2 separate regions of the Homo sapiens genome follow, and region 2 is linked to region 1. Evidence: chromatin loops called from intact Hi-C (ENCODE). Cell type or tissue: K562. All regions are shown on one strand. Each heading gives the region's core, and the rest is flanking DNA. Links, peaks and the distances in the headings are about the cores only. Region 1 has its middle 11 kb from the start of PISRT1. Region 2 overlaps LOC124906290 (a long non-coding RNA gene).

Region 1 (15,743 bases), core at 4,045-12,044:
CTTCTTGGCTACTTTATGTCAAAATATTCATATTTGTTTTTTACTTAATAGCTAATGTCCTTTGCCGGCAACCCCCTGCCGCACCCCATTTTAAATATTATGGTCCTAATTACAGAGGATGATTACTGAATGACCAAATGGGGAAGGCAGACCCTGATCACACTCTGGAGGCCCAGCCTCTCTCTTACAAAATGGGACTCTTTTTTTTTTTTTTTTAACACCATCCAATGATGTCACCCGTTTGCGGTTTCTCTGGGACTTTATTAAAATGTTTGTGACGGAGCCAATGTAAACCATCCTAAATCCAACACAGAGCTGAAAGGACTGATTTTAGGGAATGTGAAGATATGGATCATTGGGCCTGTCGAAGCCCCATCTTGAGCCAATTATTGGTGTCATCTTGAGCCAATTTAATCAATCCAAGAGGGATTGGAGGGTGGAAGGGGGCGCAAGCGGGGGTTGTGAGCGTTGGTCAAACATGCTGGCTCAAATGCTTGTGTCATGAAAGCTACACAGCTCTAGCTTTCTGGATTTCAGTTGCTGCTCTAACACGCGCTTTCATCCCAGGGTACCCTATCTTGTGCCAGTTTCAGCCACATTGTTGGGTTTGTTTGAAATTGCTGAGCAGGGCTGATCTAGGTCTGAAAGATTAAGCCCCCGGAAGTCTTAATGGTCACTTCTCATTTGGGAGACAATGTCAAGGAAGCAGACCCCACAGACACCACTGACATCCGACCCATTTAGGGACCCAGGGAAACCAGCCCTTCCGCCTCTCACCCCAGACGGACTGTTCACCACTGACATCCGACCCATTTAGGGACCCAGGGAAACCAGCCCTTCCAGACGGACTGTACCAAGAAAGGGTCAGGAGCAGTCTAAGTGGGATGCTTAGAAACAAAATCCAGTGACAAACAACAGCCTTGAGTATTTATTTTTTGTTGAGTTTTTCTTTCTTTTTTAAAATTGGTTATCCAGCATTATAAATTACAAAGTGGATGTTTTTCTCACTTAAAAAAAAATGACTAGAAAGAAAAGACCCAGAGTCACCATCAATAGAAATATTTGACCATGTCAAGAGCTAAAGTAACATCAGCTTCCATTTTCTATTTTATACTCGGTGCCTCGAATGGATGACACAAATATAGGCAAGGCACAAACAGAATATTAGATATTTTCTTTACAAACCCACAGAAAATGATTGATATATGTGGCACACAATTATTTTATTTATCCACATATTTATGTATATTTGTCTATGCTCCAAAAAGGATGTAAGGGGTGTACCTGGACCTGAAATAGTTGATTAGCTGCCCCATCCTCTCTCCTACATTCTTCTCCCCATCTAAGTTTCAAAGGACTGCTCCTCCTCCCTCCCCTGGGGCAGCGCTTCACATTTTTTATGATACCAAAAGGGTCTAGGCTGCCTAGTATGTGTATGTTGTGTGTTTTGATGAATAACATCCATGAATATTCTCAATCACTTCTCCAGAACCAGCTATTTGTCTTGGATATAGCGCTACGCAAGCCCGGCGTGGTTTGGAATAGCTAACACTGCAGTAAGCCTTGTCACAGTGCATCTCTGCATGAGCTTGAGGCCACAGAGCAGAACGTGGGCCGATAATACAATTGTTTTCAACCCCATAAAATTGAAGAGAAAGGTCCTCTTGAGTTTTGGAATGCATGCTTGCTGTCAGTTCAAAAAGGAGGTATCCAAAATCTTAAGCCAGGAACAAAAGAATACGAGTCTGACAACCGCCTTGATGTTCCCAAATTTAACCACTTTAAAGAACCCTGCCTCCCTCATCATTGAATTATTTTCACAAAACAATGGATGTTGAATTTATCTTTTCCTATAATATGCAATCTGAAAGTTGTTTTGATTGAAACTGACTTTCCTTCTATTATAACTTGTTTCCAAAGACTTTGATTGCTAAACTTGTAATTTCTGCAAACCTGATGGACTTCTGGGACAATACAGGGGCTTCGTTACTCTGAACGTGTTCAAAACAAATCCAGAATGAACTTTTATCACTGCAACCTCCAGAGAAAGAGTAGGAAAGGCAACTCTGGGCTGAGTTGGCTTGGTCCAAGTCAGTATCTCCACTTGAGAATGTGTTAGTCTGTTTAGAAGTCAGGCTAATCCTACCTTTCAATTATAGAAGGAAACAGATTTTAAATTCAAGACTCAAGGTGGGTCCTCTGAGTGTGAGGATCAAACGCTCTGGTGCTTTCAACAGCAAACGCTACTGCCTGTCTCAAGGCGGAGGCCAGCCGGGACTGCAGGGTTTATAAACAATGCTCTGCTATTTATTGGAGTTGCCCACCCGAATCCAAATCTTCCTCTCTTCAATAGCGGCCTATTTACCGCAGTTTAAATCAGGGTTCTGCAGCCCTGCCGGGGTCTGCAATTTATTACTTGCTGCAAGAGCTCAGACCCAGAGTTTAAATGTCCCGAGTTGAAAGTTTATACCAGTCAGGACAGAAAATTATTCTCTCTGCCTAGGTTGAAGCACATTACTTCTTTATTGAATTAATTATGATAAGGATCATAACTTTAAACGAGGGGTGAGGTGCTGGCTTTCCACTGGGATTGCTTGGAGCAATTTTCATCCAAGCATTTTTGTGGAGTTATTGAGTCTGGCAGGTCTGAACTTTAGAGAGGAGTAACTTTCTCCAGAACTTGAAAGGGGTTGGACATTGATCCAGGCAAAGCTTTACCAGATTCCATGTCTCGAGACAGGGAAATTTGCACTGCATGCTGAACAAATAACTGCGGGACCGGATGAAAGACAGCTCAGCAACTCCTCATGTGGCCTCGAGCATGGCCTTTCCCTGGCAGACATGGCCCAGGGAGGGCAAGGGACAAACAGGAACAGAAAGGTCCCCAGCAAGCCCATCCTCCCCTGCCTCTTTATCTTCCAAGCCCAACCTGGGCTGCAGGGCTGTGCAAGTGGCATACTGGATCCTGGGTCCAAATCCTGGTTCTGCCACTTACTAGTGGGGTGATATGAAGAGTGTTCCTTTTCTTCTTTCTGTCTCACCCAACATCTCTGGACTACTTTAAGAAGTGTGTGTATATGTTACATATGTATAAATATGTTATACATACACACTATATCTATAGTGTGTGTATATATGATTATATATAATATATAAGTATTACACACAAATATATATACACATATATATGTGCATAATACACACACACCTGGCACTTAGTTGGGGCTTAATTAAATTATATATACATATATATTTGTGCATAATACACACACACACACACACACACACACAAACACACACACACACACCTGGCACTTAGTTGGGGCTTAATTAAAGGTAGTCATGATTACCATTGTCATTATTATCAGGAAAATGAAAAAGTTAAGCCAGACCAATATCTCATATGTCTTTGAACTAAAATCTCCCCAACTCCTACCCAGGTGACAAAGCAGTGTGGGTCTCTGGCTGTGGGCCCAGGCCTCCATGCTGCCAGCTGGACTGCACTCAAGGCCGTCTTCCTGGCTCCTCCACCCACCCCCACCCCCACTCTGCAGAGTCAGGAGTTTTGCTGCCTGGGTTCCAAGTGCTGTGGCTATTCCTGGATGTCTCCCATACAGGCCCCACCATCTGGATCCTGGTAGCCCTGTAGTGACAGGCTTTACCAGGGAAGAAAGGGGCTTTCCCAGCACACCTTTACACTCAGCGAGGTAGCCAGCTCAGTGGATAAAGCCTTGCTTGCAACTCAAATTAGGGTTGACGTATAATTTATCATCTGAACCAGGGCACGTTTAACAATGAAAAGGGCACTGCTAATAATTACTTTGAGACATCACACATAACCAAGACTGGCCTGGCACCTCGGATGTATGGCCAGCTATTCTCAGACCACTGTAGTCTCAGACCATGCTTCCTCATTACAGAAAACATTCCATTTGCATGAACTTTACTAAGTCCACCTCTTCAAAATAACCTTCCTTAATGATTTGACAGCTCCAGGCCAGCATGGTCTGACAGGGCCCTGAACAGCCACAGCCAGCTCCCAGCCATGAATGGATTATGCAGTGTTTTTCCTTCATTGTTCCCCTGTTCCCCATGGGAGAGTGACTGTGTGAAAGTGGCTATGGAGCCCAGTGTCTAAGTCATCTTTTGGGACTTGAAGAGAAGGGGACCCTCAGGAGGCCAAAGAGCCAAAGCTCATCACACCCTTTAGTCCAGGTGATGGGGTACTGAGATCACATCCACACCAACATGCTCATCTACAATCCAGCACAACCCCAGCAATTCTACTGACGGCCTTGGCAGCTATTACTTGGTGAGCAATTGCAATGCGCCTGGTCCTTGCTCAGGGTCTCACATTGAATTACTTCATTAGATCCTCCCTAAAATCCTAACAGGCAGTTCTATCGTTAACAATGATAGATGAGAAAACTGAGACACAGAGAAGTTAAGTAACCTGCCCAAGTTCACCATACATAAAAGTGGCCCAGCTGGGCTTTGAACTCCAGCAACCTGGAGCTGACCCTTAGAAGCAAAGATGTACTGTAAAGAGTGAAAATGGGCTTAGGCCTTGATTCAAAACCTGCCTTTACCCGTTCCTCATTGTGACCCTGGGCAAGTTCCCTTTTTAAATAACTTAATCCTCAATATAGGACCTAGGCTTGTTGTAAGGTCAAAAGAGACAACGTATGTGCAGCTATCTCATAAGGTATAGGAACCCAAGTACAGTTTCTTAACATAATCTGTTGCAACAGTCCTACCTGACAGTGAATCCTCCACTGTGTCCCAGCAAGTGGCCACCCAGCCTGGCTTAGAACATGCTGTCTGTCCCCAGTTCTTATCCTCAGGGCCTTGCCCTCAGCAGCTCAGGACCTGGCCTCAGCCCCAGATCCCTCGGAAGGTCAGCTCAGCTCTGAAAGAGAAGCCCACCATCCCAGGAGTTCAAACCATCAGGTCCTGACAGAGATGGCACCACTTTGGAGAGGTTTTATTTCAGCTACTTCCAAGGGACTGTATACCCCAAAGTTCCCATTCTGGAGATGTGCCTGCAGCCCATGCACCACGATTGTCCAGAAGCTAGGTCTACCAGGCACTCAGCCAATCAAGTGGCCAGTGAGTCAGGAGGCCTGGGGCTCCATCGCCCAGCTGGCAAGCCCATTAAACATCCACCCTGAGGCCCTCTCCAGGCAGGACACACAAAACTGAGACAATGGCTCTTCCTCACGCCTTCCCTTCTCCCTGCAAAAGTGTGTTTTGCATCCCACCCTACCCCGTGGAGCCCACATGGTTTAAGTTACTGGAGCCCCCTCTGAAGGGGGTGGTCTATTACTTTCATCTGTCAAAGAGAAGATACCACAGCTGGGAGCAAGGCAAGGTCTGGGCACAGGGACAGTAAGCAGGGACTGGGCCAGGTGGTCTGGCCGGCAGCCTGCCCAGGCCTCCCTTCACTCTCTCAGACCTGTGGCGCCTGCCCAAGCCATGCCTCTGTATCAGGAGGGTCCCTTCCTCCCAACAGGGTTAACCAGAGGTGAGTGTGGGACAAATGTTAGGTTCCTCAGCTTTCTACAATGCAGGGCAGACAACAAGACTGCCATGCTTCAGAGGGGATACAGGCTGAAAACAGCAACAGGTTCCAGGAGGGTTTTGAGAGTTGCAGAGAATGTGACAGAGTAGGGAATATGACTAATTTTGAACAGGGTAGCCTGTATCATCATTCAGCATCTATTCTCATTCAAGGGTTCGATGTTCTTCAAGAAAAAAAAAGGTCAATTTATTCACACTAAAATGTGAATGACTAAATGTTCCTTATGCATTGTACTTCATAGAAGTGTTTCACAGAAAACATGTAAATAGAAATTGCCAATGCAACTCTTCAGTTACTACCTCCCCTGATAAACAAATGCACACACACACACTGACACCAACAAGCACAAACACATGCCTCCCCATCCAAACCAAACTACTTAGTATTTTCTGAGCACCCTGGACCCTCTCTTCAGGCCAGGCTTTTATACTACCTACAACTCATGAAAGCATCCCTTCACTTTGTTTCCCTGGTTATCTTAAGTTCACCCTTCAAAACTCATCCCACTTAGCACCTCCAAGAAGCTTTCCCTGCTTGCACCTGCCCCAGGCTGCATTAGGAATTGCTCCATGAGGTGCTCTCTGCATGCTCCGCAGGTAGGGCCCTCTCCATCCTGGGCTGTCATGGTTTCCTGATCTGACTCTCCCACTAGACTGTCAGCTCCTCCAGGCCTGGGTCTCGTGCTCCATTTTATTCCTAAGGCCTATACAAGGCTTGGCACAGAGTAGCATCTTGAGGAGTGTTGGTTGAATGAAAAAATGACAATCTGCATCAAGGAAGCTTCTTTCTTTCTGAGTAAGGAGTATGTAGAGCCAGGCACACATGGAAGAGTGCCTGAGTGTAACACAGTTCTGCACCTAACAGATGCACCCACAAAAACACATGGGCTCTTTTCCCCTGACCAAACACCATTCATCAGTTTCCTAAGAATCATTCTGCCCACAGCTGGGGAAAAAACAAACAGTATCAAGAGCCTGAAGAATGGCAGAAGACCCTGTGCCTCTCAATATGTCATTGGGGTCCCTGGAGATATATGTAATGAAAAATGTTAAAACTAGCCAGTAAATAAATATGCCATGCTGAGTTTGGTGTCCACAACCTCTCAGACCTGCAGTTGTCACCACCCCACCAGCCCACACATCATCAGGTCCACCCAGAGACAAGCAAATGGTTTCTCAAAACACAGTGGTTTTTATTTATGGTTTTTATGACAGCACATCCTTCTAGACTACCTGTTTCTGTCACTTGGACCTAAAGCAATAGCTTGCTTCTTTCTGCCACCCCAAGCTCTAGAGCCTGTCCAGGGCCAGAGACTGCCCATCATAATAGGAGTTTCCCAGGATACATTTGCCACAAGACACGCACGGGCATGCCCATCTGCCCACACATCTATATGCACAAGCACATGTGCGCGCACACACACACAGGCATGGGAAATCACAGGGTGGGGAATTGAGAGCATCGGCTCTAGAGCTGTCCCACTTGGGTTCAAGTCCTGACTCCATCCACATTTACTATCTGGATGGCCTTGAGCAAAATATTTAACCATCCTGGGCCTCCATTTCCTCATCTGCAAAATGGGGAAAATTATCATTCTTACCCCATAGGAGTAGGCTAAGATTAAATCAACCTAAAGTACTCCTAACAATGTTCAGCTATCATACACACTATAAATAAATGTCAGCAATCACGATCATGTACTCACACATACAGAAATTCACACTGCTAACCTGTGGTTTCCCCATAAGTGATTCTCAGTCGTAAGCAAGAAAGTTCCTTTCCTTGACTCTCTTATAACCTAAAGTACCCTGAGAGTAGGGGTTATGGTTAGGACTCACAATCATTCATTCATTCATTCACTCAACAAACATTTTTTTTTCTTTTTGAGACAGAGTTTCGCTCTTGTTGCCCAGGCTGGAGTGCAATGGTGTGATCTCAGCTCACTGTAACCTCCGCCTCCCTGGTTCAAGTGATTCTTCTGCCTCAGCCTCCCGAGTAGATGGGATTACAGGTGCCTGCCACCATGCCCAGCTAATTTTGTATTTTTAATAGAGACAGGGTTTCACTATGTTGGTCAGGCTGGTCTCGAACTCCTGACCTCAGGTGATCCACCTATCTCAGCCTCCCAAAGTGCTGGGATTACAGGCGTTAGCCACCATGCCCAGCCTCCAACAAACATTTAATGAACACCTGCAATGTGCCAGGGATGGATCAAGATCTAGCCTGGCCTTGAAGAGTGCACAGGTGACAATGGTCTGTGATAAGTGCCATAATAAAGTGGAGAGAAAGGGAAATAATCCAGCTCAGGAAATCAGGGAAGGCTTCTTGAAGGAAAGAACGTCTACATACTAAAAGCTGAGTACAAGTTAGCCATGTGAAGGGGTGAAGAGGATGGGAGATGGACTCAGGCTGCACTGACTCAATTAATTATAACAATCAGTAACTACCATTTATTGAGCATTTTCTCCGTGCCAGGGCCAGTGTCAAGCATTTTAGCCATAGCATCTCACTGAAGCCTCACTCTCAGCTTTGAGTAGAGGGACAGCCTCTGCTTTGTATTTTGTTCATGCTGTATCCTCAATGCCTAGAATGCTCCCCAGAACTTAAGTAGTACCCAATAAACATTTGTAGAATGAATAAAAATCAAACACTGCCATGAAGGTGGTCCTAAAATGACCCCCATTTTACAGATGAGGAAACTGAGGTGTAGAGAAATCAAGTGACTTGCTGAAGGATGCTCCACAGCGAAGTGTGGAATGGAGCTAGGATCGGATGGAGCTCTGTCTGGTGTTGGGCTGGGACTCTCACCTCCCCGTCTGCTGGTCAGGCCAAGTGCATTATTCAGGTTCACTGAGGATGAGGCTGGCCTGAGGGACCTCAGCAGCCAAAGCAGCCACCCTCTCACATGTGACCTGAGAAAAACCAGGTCACAGACGAAACCCCACTCCCTACACAGCGGGCTCTGTGGAGGGCCAGCCAGTGGGGTGCCCAGCTGGCTCAGCAGCCTGTGTTTACATTTCTCCCTCAATCTGGAGGCTGCAGATTGAAATTATCTCCTCTCTGCCGTGTCAGCCTGTCCTGAGGTTCGCTCCCAGCCCCAGCAACTCCCAGCAAGCTCAAGGCAGTCCCAGCTGGGACATGATAAAGACGGCTCTGTACCATGGGTTTCATTTGGATGGGAGAGGAAGGCCCTCCCCTCAGCTTAGGCTGCAGCAGAGCCTTTTCAGTTAGCAGTCTGCCCTTCCTGGGGACTGAGGGAAAGCAGAGGGGCCCCCACTGTACCCCAGCCCCAACGGCCTCTGAGAGCCATAGGAGTACCACCACAGGACCCTGGGGGAGCAGAGTCTACAGCTGACCCAGGCTTCCATACTGCAGCCCAGATCATCTGCTGGGCAGATGACTTCTAGGGGATGGGGGAGATGTAGGGCACCTCCCCATGGCCAGCCTCACTATCTCTGTGAGGAAAGTACTTGCTGTGCAACCCTGGGCCAGTTCCCTCCCCTATCTGTGCCTCAGTTACTTCATCTGTACAATGAAGGACTAGGATAGATGATCTTGGGTGACATGCTGCAATTTGCCATGCCAGGCTCTTCTAAGCTTCCTGAGGGCAGAGGCCAGACTTTATTCCTATCAGCATCCCCAGCAGCCTGCATAATGCCTGACACTCAGAACACTCAGGGAGTGTTTGTTGACTGAATGAATGACAAAGATCTGCCTGTCCCCCTCCCTTTCCAAGCCCCCCAGGGACCTCATGAACTCCATCACACCTGGAACCCATCTTAGTGATCCCTTGGCCAGCCCCCGACTCCAGGTCATATCTTGATCTACAGATTAATCTTTCCCTATCTGTGCTGTCAGTGTGGGGTCTCAATAAATATCACTTAGTGCACTATAGGAACTTGATAAATACTGGTTATTACCATTATTATTACAGTATCAGACAAATTCATTCACACTAAGATCTTAATAATGAATAAAAAATGAACAGATCTGTATTCTAGATGGGTTCTAAGAAGGGACAATCGCAGGGAACAGATCTCTAACCATGACATCTCAAGTGCTACAGCAGGTGCTAACCTGGGTCCAGGTGAGGGAACAGGGAGGGCAGGCTTTCCAACAGGGAAACAGAGTCTTGAGACCAAGGTCCACATCTCAGAGAGACTGAGGAGGCAGAGACAGGGCAGGAGGTGTACAGACACATCCCTCTGCTGAGAAGTCATATACTTACCCCTTGTGGAAGGGTCTGGGATGCTTCCTATGACTTGTGGGCCAACACTGGACTAGAGGCAGAAGGGGTCATCATGGGGCTGAGCCACACAAATGCTCTGTGGCAGGAAGGCACACTTGGCCTAGAACCACATACCAAGCCTGAGGAATTTGCAAAGAGCTAAAAATTCTGAGTAAAATATCAGCAATACAAAACAATTAAAGACACAAAGGTTTGGGCACTAGACTATGCCACAGAGGTGCCCACCACAGAACCCTGGGGGAGCACTGGAATCCTAGTCATACTTCAAAATCCTCATAAGGATTTCTGCTTCTGGTGGTATTGTGAATTAGATATTCTATTGATGGAGGGGGGATGAGCAGGGGCCATACAAACAAACCTCCTAATACAAAAAGAAAACTAGATGAAATACATCAAACATCTTTTTAAATGCAGAACTGAACTTGTAGTAAAATAAGAACTCTCTAAATGTCAGAAGTGGAGAGGAGACAGGACTCCAGCCTGTGGAGCCAACGCTGCCCCAGCAAAGCTGTCAGGCATTTGCTGAGACAGGGTTTATTGGCAACAGAGGATACAAGGTCTTAGGCTCCCCCACCCTGCCCCACTCCCACAACAGAAGCTGGGCTTCTTGAAGAGCTACATCCTAAGTACAAGGATAGACTAGAAAAGGAATCTGCACACAGCAAAGGGAAACAACTAGGCTATCTTAGGCTCAGATCCAAGTAGGGAAAGGAAAATAAAAGAATAAAGCCTCCACTGACAATTCATAACCATAGCCTCACCCTGCAGGTCGAGGATTCAAATTTACACTACCTGCCCAGTTCAAGAAACCCCAAGTCAAGGAATTAAAGCATCCCCAGGCTGGTGGTTCTCTGGGACAACAGGAAGAGGCAAAAGCAACTTCTTTCTGGAAGAGCACGTCATCAACCCAGGTCCCTTAGGTTCCCTGCAGGAGTAGAGCAGTCAAGTAGAGCTCACAATAAAAAAAAAAAAAAAAGTTATAAGACACATGAGGAACAGTAAGTGAGAATCATCACAAGCAACCAATAGCAGACTTATACCCAGAAAGACCTGAGACATTGGAATGATTAGATATAATACATAAAATAGGTATATTTTTAAAATGTTTAATGAAGTAAAACAGGGAAGAAAAAACTCAGCAAGGAACAGAGATTATTAAAAATGGCCAGGCCTATTTGGAAAGTAAATAAATAAAACCTCTTAAAATAGAAACTCAAATTATTGAAGTTTAAGGCCCAATGAAATTGGTTAAGCAATTGAGAATTTGTGAGTTGGGAGGCAGATCTAAAGATATTACTAATAGTGCAGCACAGAGAGAGAGAGATGAAAAATGTAAGCAGGACTAAGAGGCATGGAGGATAGAATGAGAAGATCTAAACTATGTCTAATTGGAGTTCCTGAAGAAGACATTTAGAATTTCTTCTGAGATAATGAAGAAATAATGGCTAAGAATTTTTGAAAATTGATAAAAGACGTAAATAATGAGATTCAGGAACCACAAGTAACCCAGGCAGGATAAGTAAAAACAAATTCTCAGCCGGGCGCAGTGGCTCACGCCTGTAATCCCAGCACTTTGGGAGGCCAAGGCGGGCAGATCATGGGGTCAGGAGATCAAGACCATCCTGGCTAACATCTACTAAAAATACCAAAAAAATTAGCCAGGCGTGGTGGCGGGTGCCTGTAGTCCCAGCTAGTTGGGAGGCTGAGGCAGGAGAATGGCGTGAACCTGGGAGGCAGAGCTTGCAGTGAGCCGAGATCGCACCACTGCACTTCAGCCTGGGCAACAGAGCGAGACTCCATCAAAAAAAACAAAACAAAAGAATTCACGTGTAGACACATCATAGGGAAACTGTAGAATACAGAATCTTTAAAAATACTACAGGAAAAAGACTACAGATCACTTGTACAAGAACAAGCAGACAAGCAGCAATGTTTTCAACCACAACAATGGGAGCAGGAAGGCAGTGAAATAACATCTTCAATGTGCTAAGGGAAAATAACTATCTACCTAGAATTCTGAACCGAACATAACACTCACTTATGAATAAGAGGACAAGAGCCATTTCAGACCAAGAACTAAGTTGACTACTATATGCCCTCACTAAAGCACCAAAGGAAGAAGGAAAGTGATTCCAGAAAGATCTCATACACACAAGGGACTTGAGAACAAAGAAAATAGTATATAGGTGGGCAAAGTTCAACAAGTATCAGTTCTATTGAACAGTAACAATAAAGGTTCATGTTGGGATAAAAAATGACTTGAAACTAAATTAGTGGACATTGATAACAAGCAAGGTATGGAAGATGGCAAGAGGATAATTGCCTTTCAGTGTGAAAGGCACATGTTAAAACTTTTATTTTTTGCTACCTTGTCAAAGACACATGTTAAAACTTTAAGAGTAACCACTAAAATGAGAGTATAAACTTTCTAAATCAATAGAGGAGGAAAATGGAATTTTTAAAATATCTTCAAGTTGAGCAAGGCATGAATAGTCCCCGACCTTGAGAATCTCAGAGTCTGGTGCAGAAGGCAAGCAAATAAAAACATAATTCTATTGACAACATTTTAAATATATATGGTAAAATATATTAAAGAATGTGGGGAGGTGGGTTGATAGTCATGACACACATGAATGTGAATTGGTACAGTTGCTCCAGAGGACAGCTTGCCATTAGATTCCCCGCCATTCCCCTCTCACTGCCAGGCCTCGCTGAGCCATTCACCCCTGTGCAGGCCTGTGCAAAGGAGGTACACACAGGCATGCTACTGCAGCATTATGGGAATACCAGAGACCCAGAAACAGCCTACACACCCACTAATGAAGGAATGGCCAAAACCACAAATATTTCTCCACAGCATAAAGAAGGACAAGGTAGATCTACTATGTTCTAATATCTAATAACTAATCCTACACACAAACACACACACATCACAGAAAGATATCTTCCAGGCCCAGGATAGGGCCCTGGAACCTCATAAGTGTGCAATGAATGTGAACTAAACTGAATGGTACACAATACTGCAGAGAGGGGTCAGGAGAGACACAGAGATCTAGAACTTGTGAGCCAGGAGGAGCTTTCAGCAGAAACAGAATAAGCTAAAAGAAGAGAGTTCCTGGCTGACACTGTGAGGATGCTGGGGCAAAGGCAGAGGCGGAGCCCGCAGACTCCTCCCAGGCACTTCTGGTGCATAGGTGCATGCTCCCCTCCCAAGCCCACACTTGAGGGATTCTGGGAGTTCAGGACCAAATCTGGTCTAGGGTGAGGGTGGGAAGAGGAGGTTGGAAAAGGCCCAGGCAGCGAGCCACCACCCTTGCCTCCTTCCCACACTATCAGCTCTTGTCTTCCTGTTTGACCAAACTTGTCAAGCATGTTTTTGAAAGTTCCTATCCTTGAGAAGAGTTATGGGGCATGTGAGGTCTGGATCTCTCAGGAGGCCACAGTGACCACCCAGGCCACAGCTTCACCTCTGTCCTGAACTCCCAGGGAGGAAAATGTCTACAGTATTTGGGCCACAGGGCTCGCTTCCTACCAGGCATCTCTCTTACGGGAGTCCTGTGGGGTTAGGTGAACTCAGCTGTGTGTGTGCATGTACTTCTCCAACTCAACTGCTACCTGACCACACATAAGACTCGCCCCCTATATTCTGAGCACATTCTTAGACACTGGAGATGAATCAGCCCCTTTCTGTGCCTTAGTCCTTGACTACCTCTGCCACCTCTTCTTTCACCATTCCATACTTTATGCAGAATATTAGTATATCCCTACACACAATAGGTTGTTTCTTACTTCTGAGCCTTTACTCAATGCTGTTCCTCCTGCCTGGGACTCATTTCCTCTCTTATCTGATTAATGGTTATTTGTCTTTTAGATTCAGTAGTCACTGCCTCCAGGAAGTCTTCCCTGACACCCCTCTACTCCAAATTGGGCTCTATCTCTCTTTGGGATTTTCATCATGGCCTAGGCTTATTATGTCTATTATGAAATTCCTATCAATACTAAAAGCAAGATTTATGAAGTTCCATGAATGACACTAAGCATTTAATAGGTATTAACATTTTTAAACTTCATATTATGTCTATGAAATGAGAGATCTTCTAATTGCCTTTCTGAGAGTAATCCTCCCTTATTTCTTACCATAATAACTTAACTCTGATCCTATTGGGAATAGGAATGTGCCCAGGTTAATAATTACATTTTATTTATAACCTTGCAATTAAATTCTGATCAATGGGATATAGATAAAAGTTGTTAGGTGAGAATAATGAAAAAACCTTCTAAAGGATGGCTGCTGTAGCTGAAAAACACATCTTACTCTTCCTCCTTCATTCTTCTTCCAGCCTGGAATGTTGGCATAATGGCTGAAGCTGCAGTAGCCATCTTGCGACCATGAGACTGTCTTGAAAAATGAAGCCACCTTCTAAAAATGGTAAAATAGAAAAATAGTAGGAGGAGTTCTGCTTATGATATGGTCAACAGACCCACTGGACCAAACTTCCCAGCAATTGTAACTATTAACTCTAGACAAAATAAAAAATGCAACTATCCAAAGGAACTAGAAAGCAGGCAGATGTTGGAGGGAAGCTGACATCTGGAAGAAGGAATGGGGCCCAGGATATTTCCCATTTTTACGGCTTTCAGCTTGTAGATAGTTCAAAATCATCTTGAATACACACTGAGTAGTGAGTAGCCTGTAGGGTGACTCACACTCTTATTGAAAACCTATAGTTTTTCTGACTTAGAGAACCAGAGAACAAAGCTCAGAGAAACCTCAGCTGCCAAAAAGTAAAGGAGTAATCCTAGAAAGTAGAGAGCCAAAGACAAAGAGCCATGAATTCTATGTAAAAACTCTGGCTAAACTCTGGCTAATTGCTGAACCTTGCATGCATGGAATAGGCTCAAACCTGCCCAGCTTATAACAAAAGTACTCAGCTGAGATTTGTATTGCTGCCCCAGAGACAGAGTTTGCAGTTTGAATCCAAACAAGCAAATTACCAGCTAAAACAAACCAAAAAAAATCAACACCATCCATAAGAATAGAACAGAGTCCAGGGCATCCAAAATATTACATTCACAATGTCCAGGATATGAAAAAATTACAACATGAAGAACAAGGAAGCTTGACTAATTGCCAAAAGAAAAGACAAGACAATAAAGATCCAGTTGTTGGAGTTAGCAGACTAGAATTTTAAAGCCGTTATTGTAACTATAATCAAAGAGGTAACAAAAATATACTTGTAATGAATAAATATGGGAAGAGATGCTTGTGCTGCTGTTTCTAGACAGAGCATACCTGGAGAAGTTGGGGTATTTGTGCAGAGCTGGTTTTGAGGAGAGAGGGAAAGAAAAGGAGAGGGGAAGAGACAGGAAAAGGAAGGGAAAGGAAAGAGGAAGGGCAAGGAGAAGAGAAAGAAAGTGGAGAAGGAGACAGATGAGTAAGTATAAGGGTTCCAATGGATGGAGAACAGCATCTTGGGAAGGCAGTTTTCCTCTAAACTGGTCCCTGCCTCCTGACCCTCTGACCTGAGAGTCACCCCTCCTCAGGGTGCATCAGTCCTCCTCCTGTCACCCTGAACTGCCCTCAGAAGCACTGCTCATCCTGTGACCCTCTAACTCCAGCTTCCTCTGATACTGCTTCATCCAGGCAGAAACACTGTAATACTCATCAAAGGCCCAGGGTGAGGAACAGGGAAACAAACCCAGACTCTACTATAAATTAGGGCAGTTGTAGGATAGGACTTACTCTGTATAACTGCAAGCCCCTTCCCATCCTAGCTCCCAGCTTCCTTCCATCAAGTCTGAATCTATGGACAGTTGTACCCCATGGTTCTCTGGAGGATTCTGTCTGGACAGCTGGCCCAACCTCACCTTCATCTTGAAGTGCATCTTGAACAGCAGCCTGAGACTGCTCTT
Region 2 (15,743 bases), core at 2,997-10,996, 76 kb before region 1:
CACAGATGGGACACTTTGTCCACAATGTCTGGGCCTGAGCTAGGGTCTGGGACCATCTGAAGGATCATTCACAATGTGTGGTGGTTGATGCTGCCTATTGACTGCAGGACTACCTGGGCCTCTCCATGTGACCTGAGCTTCCTCCCAGCATGGCATCTGGGTTCCAAGAGCAAGCATCCCAAAAGAGAGTGTGGGGTTGTGGGGAGAAAGAGAGAGAGAGGGAAACAACTGGAATCTGTATCCTTTTTATGACCTAAAATCAGAAGTCATATAATAGCACTTCTACCATATTCTATTGGCCAAAGCAGTCATACACACCCATCCAGATTCAAGGGGAGTAAATGCAGGTCCCCCTAGGTGGAAGGAGTGTCCGTCACCCTGCAAGAAAGGCATATGGGGTGAGATAAACATAGGGCATGGCTATCTTTGGAAAAAATAATATGTCACAATCTGTTACCAATAGATGCTCAACGAAGGGCTGTTGAGTGAATGAATGAATGAATGATCCTTTCTCTGCACTATCCATCTCCCCTCTGTCCTCAGACAGTTCTTCTCAGTTCAGAATCCAACTAACTCTGACAATCCCAAGCGCCAGGTCATAGCCCCTCTTTCTGTTTTGGAAGCCAAGGGGCCATGAACTCCCTCCCAGCTCCAAAGTTGTCAGAATTGTCCCCAGAGTTTCAGGGTGTTCACTGTGGTTTTCAGAAACAGGGCAATAATGTCGAGAATTAGAGAGGCCACCAGAGCAGAACCGGGAGGCAGTTTCCTTGCTGATCCACAGACACAGTTTTAGGAGGAAGATCTAAGGAATTAAACATTAGGGGAAAGCTTCTTTTAAAGGTTTTCAAGATTTAAATAACTGTCTTCAGCTATTTTTTTTTAGGAGAAAAAGAACTACTTGTACTATCTGATAATATTTTTCGAGCTCTAATTTTGGTTTTTTTTTTTTTTTTTTTTTTTTTTTGAGATGGAGTCTCACTCTGTCGCCCAGGCTGGAGCGCAGTGGCGCGATCTCGGCTCACTGCAAGCTCCGCCTCCCAGGTTCACGCCATTCTCCTGCCTCAGCCTCCTGAGTAGCTGGGACTACAGGCGCCCGCCACCACGCCTGGCTAATTTTTTGTATTTTTAGTAGAGATGGGGTTTCACCGTGTTAGCCAGGATGGTCTCGATCTCCTGACCTCATGATCCGCCTGCCTCGGCCTCCCAAAGTGCTGGGATTACAGGCACGAGCCACCGCGCCGGGCCCTGAGTTCTAATTTTTTAGTAACTATTATTTGCTTTCACAGTTTTTCTAATTAATAAGAGAATGCATTGAGACTTTACAAAGAGCCAGACTCTGTGCTAAGTGCTTTAGAGACGCTATTTCTGTAATGGGTCAAAAACTACTGATGTATCAGCATTCAGAGGCTTCCTCCACTTGCCATATTCGAATGCAAATCAGCTCATCAATGGGGAGAGAACAGAAAAACCCTTCAGTGAGTGAGGGTTTTTTGGAGTAGGTACAGGATATGGGAGAAGTGAGGTGAGGAGGAGAGCATCTTTCAGAATCATTGTGGTGGTTACGCAAGAGATCTCCTGTAATGTTATTCAAGAGAAGCAACAAAGATTGAAGAAGTACTTTTTAAGTTATTTTTGGTGCTTGGACTGAGCTTCTTTGAATGAGACTCTATACAAAGTCTGAGCCACTGAGACACTGGAAGCTATAAGGGTTACATCTCACTTGATTCTTACAACAGTGTGATGAAAGAGAAACTCCCATTATTTCCTTTAAGCAGCTGAGAAAAATAAGATTTAGAGAGTCTAAGAATATGCACAAGACCACAGTGTGACAAGTGGCTAGTCCAGGACTAAAGCCCAGATGTCTCTGATCTGGAGACGAATCTCCTACTCACTACGTCACCTCTTGTCTTAAACTCTGTAGATAACTGGGAGAGAGGAGCATGGGCATTTTACTAGAAAAGGATTTCAGGAATTATTCCCCAGGTGGGAGTGGAGCGGGCAAGAAATCCAAGACAGGTGGTTTTCACTCTCCAGATGAGGCCAGATGAGCAGGAACATCTCAGATTTGCTAAAGCTTTCAAGAACACATTCCCTCCTCCGCTTCATTGGAGCTAGGCCTTGCCCCTGACAATCATACTTACTACAATCCCCTCCATTAGCCACGTTGGGCCTTCTATCTGTGATGTCCTTTCCTCCATCTCACCACCAATCCAGCTCTTATCCTTTTTTTAAGATGCCATCTCCTCCATGGAGTTACCTGTGAGCACCCCAGTCACAGAGCATGGAAATGGGTGTGGCTCTCATCACCTCACCTGAACTATAACTACCTGTATGCAGAGAACACACCTGTTCCTGTTCCTTCTCTCTCTCTCCCCTCTCTGCCCCCTTCTCTCTTCCCTGGAGCAGCTAGCCCAGGCCCAAGCACATGGTAGGTGTCCACTTAGAACATTTTGTGCTGCTCTGGGGGAAAGAAAAAGTAATCTGAGTATTATAGACTGAATATTTGTCTCCCCCAAATTCCTATACTGAAGTCTAATCCTACTGTGATAGTATTTGGAGGTAGGACCTTGGGAGATAATAAGCCATGAGGGTAGAGCCCTCATGAATGGGATTAGTGCCTTTATAATAAGAGGCCAGAGAGCTGGCTCACTCTTTCCCCCATGTGTGGACACAATGAGAGCTCAGCGTTCTGCAACGTGGAAGAGGGCCCTCGCCAGAACCTGACCATGCTGGCACCCTGATCTTAAGCTTTCAGCCTCCAGGGCTGTGAGAAACAAACTCCTATTTTTTGTAAGCCACCCAGTCCTTTGAACTTTGCTATAGCAGCCCAAATGACTAAGACACCGAGTTTTGTAGGTAGTTTTTTCAGAAAATCAAATCCAATAAAACAAATCTGACGATTCCTAATTCAGAGCCTCAATGGCTCCTGTGCTCTCAGCTCTTCCTTTTGTGTTTGTTCTGTTGAGTGAAAGTATGGGGAGCCTTAAAACAAACCAGGCTCATCTCCAGAAGACCTGAGCCCTCTGTCTGCCTCAGGTCGTTTCCCAAAAAATCGCAACACACACATGCACACACCCCACCTGTTCTACGTCATGTTCTGGAAGGTCTCATTCTCAGCTGAAATCCCCAAACTCCTTGGCCTGATACACTGATCCCCTCCCCAGATCTGGACCTACCTCCACCAGGCCAACCTCACCTCTCACCACTTCCTGCCTTGAATCCCTGGCAAATTACCTAAGCTCCCTGAGCCTCAGTCACTGCAACTTAGAACGGGGGGTCATAATAATGCCTGACATTTAGGAACAACTCAGTAAAGAGCTTTGAAATGCACGAGTGATCAAACGATACCTAATTCATAGGGTTATTTTGAGGATTCATGGAAATGTAATGAGAAAGGAGCAGAATACACAGCAAGCACTCAGCAAATAGTAGCTCAAAATAGGTGGAAAGACCGAAAGACCACTGTGATGTTTCTTGCCGTTCACAGCCAAAATTTCTTCTTCTTTTTTTACATAACCACATCTCTATCTGATCTAAGCATTCTTAGGAAACAGTAACAAACAAAACACAAAACCAAAACAACCAGCAACAGTAACCTCATAACTGTTTCCTGTGACCACACACAGATGCCAAGCATACTTTAGCTGAGCCAGTCCAGCCACCAGAGAGAGAGCACGCGATGCCCTGATGATATCCAGCAAAGTGAGCCCGAGAACACTCCTGTGGGGTGAGTCAGACTCCAGAGTAGAGACGAGGACTGCCAGAATGAGCTGAAGTGCTGTGTGTTGCCAGCTACGGTCAAGAATTGTCATCCAGGGTGGTGGCCATATGCATGCAATGTGCACAGCTCTGGGGCTGGAGACACAACTCGGCCCCTGAGTCTGAGGGGCTTCAGGAGTGAACCAGAGCACAGGCAATCAAAGGAACAGAGGGAGGCTATGATGAGCTCAGGCTTCCACATGATGGAGCCTCATTGTCAACCACGCCACGTGGAAGTAGTTGCTTTGCTTGCTTAAGCAGGAATCTTCCTCAACATTCTATGGCTATTCATGGAGGCTGACTCCTCTTTCCCCGACACTGACCCACAGTGCATTCACTGTCGATTCCCCAAGGCAGCAGGCCTAGGGTTGGGGCAGGTCCCAGGCTGTTCTAACTGTTCATGCTACTGACTTCTGTGTGGATCTGAGTAGCTCTGGGCAGGGCCCACCATGCAGGACTGGCACTAATAAGTAGGAGGTACTGTTAGTGCTGATGCAGCTGGGGCCACAACATCCTGAGTGCAGGCTCTGTCCACTCATGCCAGGAGCCAGGCGAGGCCTGCCTGGGATGCAAGCCATTTGGATGCTCAGCTCCACATGGGTGGGTGTCCAAGAGAGGTGTGGCCCGGACTTGGTGGGCCCACTAAAGCCCAGCACTCTGGACCCTGCAGAGCATCCTGGATGTCAAGGTTTCTCCTGACCCTCCAGCCACCCCTCTGGACCTCAAACTTGGACCTGAACTCAGATCTCTTCTGGCCTGGAGGCTCTGCTTTTGCCTATGTACTCAAAGCATCAGCACCTTCCCAAGGCAACAAGTCTTTGTTCTGCTTTACAGAGGGAATGAAGGGAAGCTGGGGTAAGTATCAACTCTTGGCCAGCTGAGTCACTCTATCAGTGAAGTTGCTTCTTCCTCTGAGGGTCAACAATGAGGCTTTGAGAGGCTAGGCTCTCCCAGACCAACAGGCGAAGTGGCTCAGCTGGCTGTGTGGAGAAGCACCCCAGCCAGAAAAGTTGCCCACAGCAACCCCGTGCGCAAACAGCTCCCCAGAGTAAGGGCAAGCTGGAATGCTGCCCCCATGCCATCGCTCTGAGGCAGGGAGTTTTCTAGGTCAGTTCAGCGCATGGGTGCCCCTGACATTCCCCGAGCCCTCCCTGCCCTGGTGCCCTGTGAGAGCTGCCCCTGCCCTCACAGTCTGGAGAGACACCAGCCAGGAACATTTCCCTTCTATTTATTGTTATGGCTGGTTGGTTGGTTGTCTTCTCCAACCACACAAGTAGAGCTAAATCTGTAGACAATTTTACAAACACCAAAAATTGCAGAGAGAGACAATTAAAATTATGATATTTTTTCTTTCAGTCTCCCCCTGCCCCTCCCCAACCTGGTTCACTTTCTTTACATAATTGAGATCCTAAAGTATTTATCGTTCTGTGGTTCGATGTTCAGCTCCTCCCATCACACCTATGGCTTGACATTTTCAGTAAGCTTTTTCTCATTTCATTAAATTCTGTTTGTAAACCCCATTTTTGAAGGCTGCATAGTCTTCCTTCACTGGGCTGAGCCAGGGTTAATCTAAGCATTCCTCTAGTGTAGGCTTTGTATATTTGTTTGTTTTGTGGCATTGCAAAAGCAATGATATGAAAAACTTTGCTGGCATTTCAAAATATTTCTTTGGGATACAGTCCTAGAAGTGGCATTATTGGGTAAAGTATAGGAACATTTTTAGGGCTCTTGGTCCCTGTTGCCCAATCGCCTTTGGGAGGACTGACCATTTTACACTTGGTAAACAGCGAATTCAATACATGGTACTTAGTGCCTGTGACAGAGGATCCCTCAACCACAAACCTCACTGCTCTGAATCCAAGTATCTTGCCACCGCTATCAATTCAGGGATTTGCAAGTACCAAACAGTCTCCTTTCTCCCCACCCTCAAAGGCCACCTTCCCCACATAATAAAAGACTTTGAACATCCTTGGAAAGATTTCTGGGCCCAGGAGCTAGGCAGACCAGGTTCCAGAACATTTGTCACCAGTGAGCTGATGACAGTCTTCATTGGTCAAGCAGGAGGCTTGAACTGGAGGGTCCCTAATGTCCCCCAGCTTGTGACTCAGTCTGGCAGTATAGGAGTTAGGGTCCAGGCTTTGGTGTCAAGCTGCATTGGTTCAAGCCCCAGCTTTGCCACTTGCCAGCAGCATGATCATGAGCAAGTTACTTGACTGGCCTAAGCCTCAATCTTATAATATGTAAAATGGGAATGAAGGAAATTAAATTATTTATCAAGCGATGGTGAGGATTGAATGTAATTAAAAATTTAAAAATTTTAAAACAGTGCCTGGCACAGAGTAAATACTCTATAAAGGGCTTGATACCAGAGCATGTGCTTGCTTTCAATTATAAACATCAACCCAGCTGAAGGGGGTCTCTAAGGTTGGTGTAAACAGAGTCAGGGAAGAGAGAAAATGCTCGCAGCCCACAGTGGCCCAAGCTATCTGGCAGTGGCCTTGCCCCATCTCTGTCTGGCCCAGGCAGTTCCTGGCACTTGCTTTTCATCTAACCTGAGGTCTGGCTGTGCAGCACCCCTCAGGCAGGGCGGCTCTGAAACTCAATGCTTCCGTGGGAGGAGAGTTGAAGGCCGCTTCACCAGGTGGTTATCAAAGGCCTGGCCGCCACAGAGGCTTGGGAACATAATCTCCGGAAAGAGATTGTCTGAACTCGGCTTGCTGGGGAACAAGGACGCTGACTCTGATAAGCCCGAGCAGTAGCCAAGGAGGAATTGGACCTGGGAGCTCGGGAGGACCTTGATGACTCATCCTGTAGACATTTCCTGGGGGCGATGGTGAGCCAGAAGCCAGATGCACACTCTAGGTGGTAGAGGGTTGGGGAAGATCAGGACAGAATCCTCTCTCTGGGATGAGGATGGAAAGAAAGAGCCATGATCACAAATGTGCCTCCTTGTCAGGAGCCAGCTCCATGCCTGGCAGCCAGCGACTGAGCCAAGCCAGGATCTCCCAGGATGAGTACAGGGTTAGTCAGGGGCCGCAGAGGCCCTCAGGAGGAAAGGGTCATGGCTCTGGTCAATAAGGCCTGCTGGTGGCTCTGCCCCTAGTGCTGTAGTCAGTTTTGCTCACCAGCAAACCCCTAATTCCAGGACAGGATATCCTCATTGGGGGAGATTGGGTAGGAGTGATGACTGGCATTTTACGGATCTCAACCAGAAACTGAGGTTGAGAGCGATCAGAAAATGTGTCTAAAATAATAAAGTGAATTAGGGGTCAAGTCAGCATGTGAACATACGTCTCCTACAGCTCATTTCTGTGACGGGCTCACAGGTCTGGGACAAAAGAGGTTAAGAACATCTGAACTAGTTATTGATGTGTTGAACAAAGCCATCCTACAGAAATGAAGTGAAATGATTGTATGTAATAGGAATTAAATTTCTGCAGTGAACTCTCTCACGGTTTCTTAATGGGAAGCATGAAAAAGCAAGTGCTAAAAGGTATTTTTCCTTTCTTGATGGCCTTGAAATTCAGCATCCAGTCAACAATCATTAATATCCACTTTGGTGGATCCTGTTACCTACCTGGCCTCCACTGCTTTTTTTCTCTTTCCAAACAGAACCTTGATTTCATGCAGCTATTGGCCTCCCTCACGCCTAGCTCCTCAGAGGCACAATAGTTATCCTAAACCCATGCTTCCCAGATGGTGCACCAAGGCGCCCCCAGGTGCTGCAGTGAACTCACAGTAGCACCAAGTGATATTTTCAATTTTCAAGAAACACAGTGACATCCATTGGAATCATGAGATTAGTTCAAGGTACTTCGCAATATTAACATTCATGATGTCATAGCTTTGTGGAACCAGGTTTTCAATGGTTGCTGTCATAAAAAATAAGTACTGCACAAATATCTATGTAAATAAGAAAAAAGAATAGCGGGTCCAGTCTAATTCCCAGGTTTGAGAGGTTGTGCAGGCCCGACAGGCACACACATCCCATTAACAAATAATTGTGGGCAATTAAGAGTGATATAAAAATATTACTTTTCTTTCCATTTTATGTGCATTAATTTTTCAAATGGCTGCAAAATTGTTAAGACATACTTATTAAATTGTTTGTACCTAACGGCTTAACAAACGGAACTATTGGGTATTTCTTTTGGCCTAGAATGCTGTGAAAAAATACTAAGGCACTAAGGGTGGCATAACCAAGAAAGTTTAGAAACCTCTGCCCTAAGCTAATCAGAACATGGTGTTTCCCTGGCACATGTCCAGGGTCCAGAGTGGGTCATTGTCCCTATCAGACTGAGGATAAGGATACCTGTGCCAGGATTGGGGAAATTTATTCTCTCATTTATGCTGGGCAAAAACAGACAGGAACAGAGACCCAAGTGTGTGTGTGTTCACTGTGTGTGATCACTGGTGATCAAAGGGGAGACGTCCTTAGCGTGGCATCCATGCTGAAGACAACAGAGGAGACCCAGGTCCCTGATGCCATTGCTGAGCTGCTGGATCTGCCCACCCTGCCTCTAGGCTTCCTGTAGTATGAGATAAGACATTTCCTTATTGACATGGTAGTTTGAGTCATGGATTCTGTTACTTGCAGCCCACAGCATTCTAAGGGATAAACAAATCTACTGTGATTGAAGCTGTGTTAGGAGGAGCTGGGGATGTGCAAAGGAGCAGCAGAGCCTCTGTCTTCGGGAGTCATGAGGCAGAGGAGCCACAGGAACTCCTTATGGTTAAGGTCTGCGCAAAGCTCTCCTAGGACAGGGGCAAGAGAGTTGACTTTTCCTGGAGTGAAGTTGAGGGCAGTCCATTCAGTAGTCTTTTAGGAGGGCACTGTCCCCATAACATGGCACTTGTGCCATCTTCCTAGGCTTCTAGGCACACTGCACCAGAGCTCACTGCTCCAAATGTCTTCCTCACCACAAGCTTCTTGAGGGCTCCTGAGAACTCTCCTAGCTTAACCCCAGACATACCTTGGCTCATCAACCACAATGAATCAAACAAAATGAAAAGACTAAAAGAGTAGGTGGAAAATGAGGTGAGGGGAGATGGAGGGCTTCCAGAAAGAGGGATCAGCACAGGTGAATGCAGAAATGTGTATTGACATAACAAGTACTATGGGCCTGGGCCTTGCTGGCACTGCACATCAGTGATGAACAAAGCACATGTGGCTCCTTCCCTGAGGGAACGCACAGCTCATTGAGCCTTCTGGGGGAAGCAAGCTCGATGGAGGTGAAATATGTAAGCACAAATCGTGGGGAAAGGAGAGGATAGTCGGGCAGAATAGCAGGGAGCCTAGTTTAGATCAGTGGTGAGGGAAGGCTTCCCTGAGGAGGTGATACCTAAGCTAAAATACAAAGGAGAAGGAGCCAGCCAGGCATAGCGGGAGAAGAGCACTGCATCAGAGGAAAAAGTGCAGTGAGGGCCATGATGCGGGCATGCACTCAGCAGTTGGGGGAACAGAATGAGTCCAGGCCAGAGCTGCCAGATTCAGTGGCACACATGCATGCATGCACACACACATATACACACAAACAGAAGTTAAATGTGGATTTCAGATAAACAATGAATATTTCCTTAGTGTAAATATGTCCCAAATATTGCACAGGATATATTTATACCAAAAAAGTCCCATTGCTTATCTGAAGTTCAAATTTAACCGCGCATCCTGTGTTTCATTCTGCAACCCCAGTCCATTCTGACCAGAGCAGAGTGGGCAGAGGGAAATGGCCTGAGAGAGATCAGAGGTGGGACCAGTGCAGATCCTGCAGGGCCTGGCAAGGGCTGGATGCTATCAGTGCAATGAGAAGCCAGAGATTAGTGAGAACAGAGTTGGCACAGAAGGACATGACTTTGATGCAGCCAGTACGGCACAGTGGTTAAGTTTAAGCTGCATGGACTCTGGACCTCGACAAGCTGGGTTCTGGTCCAGGCTCTGCTGCTGACAGCTGTGTAGTCTCAGGTGAGCTATGAAGCATTCTGCAACTCAGTTTCCTTATCTATCTGAAGGGCATGATGGAAGTGATAATGCTCCCCACAAGGCTGTTGTGCACAAAGCACCTAGAACAACCCCCACATCAGTCAGTCTGCTTTCTGCTTTAATAGGATTGCTTTTTGTTTTTTGTTTATTTTGTTTTGTTTTGTTTCGTTTTGTTTTGTTTTGTTTTGTGATGGAGTCTCGCTCTGTCGCCCAGGCCGGACTGCGGACTGCAGTGGTGCAATCTCGGCTCACTGCAAGCTCCGCTTCCCGGGTTCACGCCATTCTCCTGCCTCAGCCTCCCGAGTAGCTGGGGTTATAGGTGCACACCACCATGGCTGGCTAGTTTTTGTATTTTTAGTAGAGACTGGGTTTCGCCACGTTGACCTGCCTGGTCTCGAACTTCTGACCTCAAGTGGTCCACCCATCTCGGCCTCCTAAAGTGCTGGGATCACAGGCTTGAGCTATCGTGCTCAGCCAGGATTCTTTAAACAGATCACATTGGCTGCTGTATGGAAAGGTGGAAGGGAGAAGGAGACCAGGGAGGAAGCTCCAGGTGACAGATGATGGTGACCATTGAGGTGGAGGGAGTGGCTGAACTCAAGGCTTGTTTGGAGACAAGGCTGCAGGATTTGGCAAGCTTCGGGGCATGGATGAGGTGGGATAAGGTGGTTAGTCTTGCTGGAGCACGGTGCAAGCACCAATCAGGGAGGAGTGAGAAGTAACATTCCTTCTCCCCAGACTGCTCCAGAGGCTTCTCCAGGCAGGTGGAATGGAGCTGTCCTACCCTTCTGGCAGGGCCAGATGAGGATGGAGACGGGATCTCGCAGAGGCCAGGAGCTGTGGTCATGGAAAGGGCGGCCTCTGCTCTGCAGTGGTCTCCACACTTTTCCCTGTCCTGCAGAGGTAGGATTTGGCCCAAATTTAGTAGTCACATCAAGCTGCCATCTCCATGGATTAAAATTGGCTCTAAATGCAAATCAAGAGAGAAATTACAACAATGCGAGCATCCTTGCCTTCTATTTCTGGCACCTCAGTAACTTTAGAAAGTTCTGACCAATTTAAACGGTTTATCATTTCAGGAAAATTCCACTCCTCTTCCAGAGTGAGGCCCAGCTTGCCAAGCTCCTGCCCAAACAGTCAGACATTTCAGATGTGCATCATTGCCAAAGCAGGCACAGATGGGAAGCCACAGTGCACTGCTTGCTGCTGAACCTCAGACCTAGGGGCCACGTGGCCAGGCGTGCCAGGCCCTAGCCCCTCTCCCTCTGGGCCAGGGCTCAGCGCTGGACTCCAGGGATAGCTGCAGCTGTCAGACTCTGATCCAGGATCCTACAGGGAACATCAGAGACTGCTTGGGACAGTAAACACAGGGAAGCCGGGGAGCTGCTGAGGAGGCTCGAGTCCCAAAAACACTGGTCCTTGGGGTACCAAAGATGGAAGACCATTGTACATTCACAGCAAGCCCTGTCTCCTCATCCGTCTTAAAATCAAAAGTGGAGAGATATGGGCTGGGTGCAGTGGCTCACGCCTGTAATCCCAGCACTTTGGGAGGCTGAGGTGGGCAGATTACGAGGTCAGGAAATCGAGAGCATCCTGGCTAACACGGTGAAACCCCGTCTCTACTAAAAATATCAAAAAAATTAGCTGGGTGTGGTGGCAGGCACCTGTAGTCTCAGCTACTCGGGAGGCTGAGGCAGGAGAATGGCGTGAACCCGGGAGGCGGAGCTTGCAGTGAGCCGAGATCGCGCCACTGCACTCCAGCCTGGCGACAGAGCGAGACTCCATCTCAAAATAAAAAAAAAAGTGGAGAGATACATACCCTAACAATGAACAAACTCATCCAGGGTACACCCTCCTCACCCTACAAACAGAATATTATAACAGCTTCCAAACTGTCTCCTGGCCTCCAGGCTGAGATTGATTAACTGTGTCTGCCATGAGCACAGGATCAGGGAGTGTGCCAAGTTTTTCCCATTCACAGACTGGACAAATCTTCTTGGAATACAGACGTTATTAGTGTTCCTTAGTTCAAAGAGCTGCAGTGGTTCCCTGCTGCCTCCAGAAAAAGTTAAGCTTGGAACCTGAGGCTCCTCACAATCTGCATCCCACTTGCCCAGCCAGTCTTAACTCCCACCTGTTACCCACCAAAAGCTGTGTTTCAGAAGCCTGGCTGCCTCACGGCCAGCCTCAAACATGCCTTCAATATTCCAATGTACCTTTACTCACTGGGCTCCACCTGACTGGAATGCCCTCTTTTCCCTTCCCAAAGACTATTAGACCTAACTCAAGGCCTTCTTCTCCAGGAACCCATCCCTGGTCACCCAGTCCCAGCAGCCACCTTCCACTTAGCTTCTACAGCACCTAAGTTTTTGTGCTTTTCCATGGCCTGGAAGAATCCCTTGCCTTTTATGCACACAGAGCTTGTCTGCCCATCTAGACTATAAGCTCCCTGAAGGCAGGGATGCTGCCTTGTTCATTCCCTTGGCAGGGAAGGGAAACATCTACCCTGTGCCAAGAACTGTGCTAGGGATTTTCATCCATTCTTTTACTCAAGCCTGATAACAACCCCATGTTGTGAGTACAACCACCTCCATTTTATACGTGGAGAAAATCAAACCTCAGAGAGGTTAAGTGACTTGTCCAGGGTCACACAGCTAATAAATGTCTGGGCTGAAATTTAGACGCTGATCTCCCTGAATTTAAATCCAGTCTTCTTTTGCCTTGCTGCTGGAGTCCTCTCATGGAAAGCGGTAGTTACACAGAGGACCCTGGAGAAGGCAATGCTGAACCCCATGGATGTGCCCGACACATAGGAGACACTGAATACATACCTGTGGTTTCACTCACAAAGCCCTCATTGTGGAGTCTGATATGTGAAGCAGGCTGTGGAGGGACTTATTAAGCAGTGGGACTTGCCCAGCCACCCCCCAACCCTACTTCCCAGGTGATCACTAATTCCACCCACAGAAAACTAGCACAGCCAGGAAGCCACTCAGATCATGAATTTTCTGCCCTTTTATTTCACGGCTGCCCCCTCCCTCTACCCCCAGGCTTCAGGCTTCAACCATCCTGGATGATCCAGCCTGGAGCGGCTGAGGCTGCCACACTGACTGCTCCAACTACACAGAGAAGCCAGAAACGTCTGTCACTTGTGCCCTTGGTTTATCTTTAGAAGAAGAATGACTGAAAGGACCTCCACTGCCCAGGATGATTGTTTTGACAAGTTTTTATTGCGCATCAAATTGCGTCATTGTTTTGTTTAGCATTGAAAGGAGTTAAATTGCTATGAACTTAATGCGCCACCCCTAGTAAACCATTAGGTCCCTTCTGTGTTCCTGACTTTATAAGTCTGTTTCCCTCAGAGGAACATCTGTTGTATACTTAAATGACCTTAGTTCAAAGGCACGATCAACAAAAAATTTCTTAACTCCACTAGGAAGCATTCGAGGGGATCGTTTCTCTGCACTGGTCGTACAGGATGAGGGGCTTCTCTGTTAGCAGCTGTGTACATCTGCCCGTGGGGGCAGAGGCCCCTCTCTTTCTGCACATCATTAAAGATGCTCAGGCCTGTTTTTCAGCCTGTTTCCCACTCTGACCCAGGCAAGTGAGTCTCGCCAAAGTCTCCATTTTACAGGCATCGATAGCCAGGGTTCCACTCAAATGTAATTTTTACCCCATGTGCGGAGGGAGTGTGATGAAAGACAAGCGAGGAGTGCTCTGCTAATCCTTGGAAAGAACATGAATGGGCATTAGGAATTTCGAGCAACTTGACAAGTGTAGGAAAAACAGATTGTTCTTAGCCAAACACAGAGGAATTTGAGGAGAAAAACGAGCCTGCTGCAGAGAAAGATTCTAAGGACACCATCTTGGAGGCCATAAAAATCATATTGGAAACAGAGATGGCATCAGCCTTTCTGGCTTCCGCGTTATTAGCTCATCCTGACGTTATCCCCATTTTACAGATGAGTCAGCAGGCACTGAGAGCTCCCGACTTGACCAGAAGAGTGCCCAGGCATCTGACTCCAGCCATCCTCTTTCATAGGCAGCTCCTGCTCAGGGTTAAAGTGAACCAGCCACAGTTTATACAGATGAAGAGAATGACGGCGTGGACAATCACAGTGAAGTATTCCAATGTCTCTTTCCCTCCAGCTCCTCTGCTGAGGACTGAGCTCTCAGTGGTCTCCACAAAGTTAGCCAATAGTCTTTTCGTTCTTACGGTTTGGTCAGATTTCCCAGGGAATATGACTTTCGAGGATCCTCTGATGTCGGGCCCATCAAACATCAGGAAAATACAAAACTGCATTTCTCCAGGAGGATGAGGAGAGGTGGGTTGTCCCAGTTAAGCAAAGCTGGGGTTACTCAAGGGTTGCACTGTCCAGGCTGGCTGAAGAGTTGTCATGGAGAAAGGGCCCCAGCTGGGGCTTCAGACTATGTCTTGGGGCCTCTTCCCTAAAATGGGTCTTTGTGTCTGCATGCACATGTGAGTCTTTATGAGTTGTTGAAACTTTTCTGGAAGTTGGTGGGTTTCTGTAATGCTGGATCATGGACTTGTGCCCTCTTGCAGTTGGGAAAGTCATTACTAAAAATAAAGCTGGGTTTTGCCTTATTTGGAGAGGACTGGCCTGCATCGTCTCTCTCTTCCTATGTTGCCTTTTAGAGCAAGTTGAAGGGCTTTATCATGAAAAAAGAGTGGTTTTTAAAAGTATAGACCAAATCCTATGGCAAGATTTTTAGAGACTGCTAGAATCTTTTTTGTTGGACCAAAATGTTGCAGCATTTATTCTATGATGCTGGTAGCCTGTGGATCCATCTGGATCTGAGGAACCGTGAGGGTTTTATTTAATTTTGATCCTTGAAGTATTCATTGAAATGGCCTGTGACTCACAGCCATGTTATTCTTTTATTTGTCCATTCATTTATCCATTCGGTCAATCAAAGGTAATTGAAGAAAATCTGTGTCAGGCTCCATGATGGGCTTTACGGATGCAGAAATGAATGCCTCACCATTCTGCTCTGCAGGATTTTACCACATGGCTTCAGAGGCTAGTGGTCACAGCCCTGGATCTCAGTGCTGTGGGGCTGTGCTAGGGTTGGAGGGGGGAAGTCAGGGAAGAGACAGAGAAGGGCTCCTAACCTGGCTTAGGGAGTGAGGGAGGGGCTTCCAGACCCAAGTTTTAGAGGAATGAAGAACAGAAGAAGGAAGACAGGAGAGAATTCCAGGCAGAGGGGATGACACATACAAAGGCCTGGGTGATGGGGGGATTCTAAGCACTTCCTGGGGTCCCTCTGAAAGGTAGAGAATGACTGGGCATATCTGGATGCAGACCCAGCACAAGGGTGAGGCTGGCAGGGCTAAATAAAGACAGGATCTGCCCCACACCTACACAATTCACCTTACTTCCCTCTCTCTGATCCCGTCTTGTCAGTCCACATCTTCGTCAATACTCATATTCTGTTCATCATGGATTTTTTTTCATTAATTTTGGTTTTTAAAAGATTGCACTAAAACATTATTTATTTTGATTGCTGAGTTTTTTGGTGCCCCCTTAAATTCTGCACCCAAGGTGGGTGGGCTCCTCATTCACCTCATCCTCATCCTGGCTCATTCAAGAGAAGAGGCCTAGAAGTGGGCAGGACAGGGCCCAGGAGTGACCCTTTCAGCTCAGGACTTTACCCTTCACCCTGAAGGCAGCCGGGAGCCACCGGGGATGGTGAAGCAGGGAAGTAACCCCATCAGATGTATTTTAGAAAGCCTCCTGGCAGCGGCAGGGTGGAGGGGGGCAGGAGGCAGAGGGCTTAAAAGCAGAATCCCAGGTGACAGCCAATGAGGGCCCAAGTCAAGGCCAGGAAAATGGAGTTTAGGAGGAAGGCCTGGTCAGGAGCAACACACACTGAAGATTCTAGCAGGCCCAGCATCCAGCCTCCCTAGGCTGTCTTTGGCAAAGGGTGGGTAGAGAATACCCAGATCTTCCAATGGGCAGAGTGAGATGTAGGGTTAAAGTGG

The links. Hi-C counts contacts between places; a loop is a spot of excess contacts. Peaks named below come from ENCODE experiments on the same cell type or tissue, not always from the same donor. Only the 100,000 strongest peaks of a DNase experiment are listed, where the experiment ranks them.
Region 2: it touches region 1 in a loop (7-fold over the local background); 3 of 110 quality-filtered maps call a loop at or near these places.

What each region holds. Positions count from the first base shown.
Region 1 is chr3:139,215,125-139,230,867 of GRCh38, reverse strand. No RefSeq gene overlaps it. Among named protein-coding and RNA genes, the nearest start is that of PISRT1, 11 kb to the left of the region's middle. RefSeq lists an enhancer at 8,122-8,621. In K562, for the core only: no CTCF peak of the experiment used is centred there; a DNase peak (open chromatin) is centred at 8,647.
Region 2 is chr3:139,290,381-139,306,123 of GRCh38, reverse strand. LOC124906290 (a long non-coding RNA gene) reads right to left here. Exons shown (of 2, transcript XR_007096115.1): 2 at 12,951-15,743. Among named protein-coding and RNA genes, the nearest start is that of MRPS22, 46 kb to the left of the region's middle. In K562, for the core only: a CTCF peak has its summit at 6,599; a DNase peak (open chromatin) is centred at 6,463.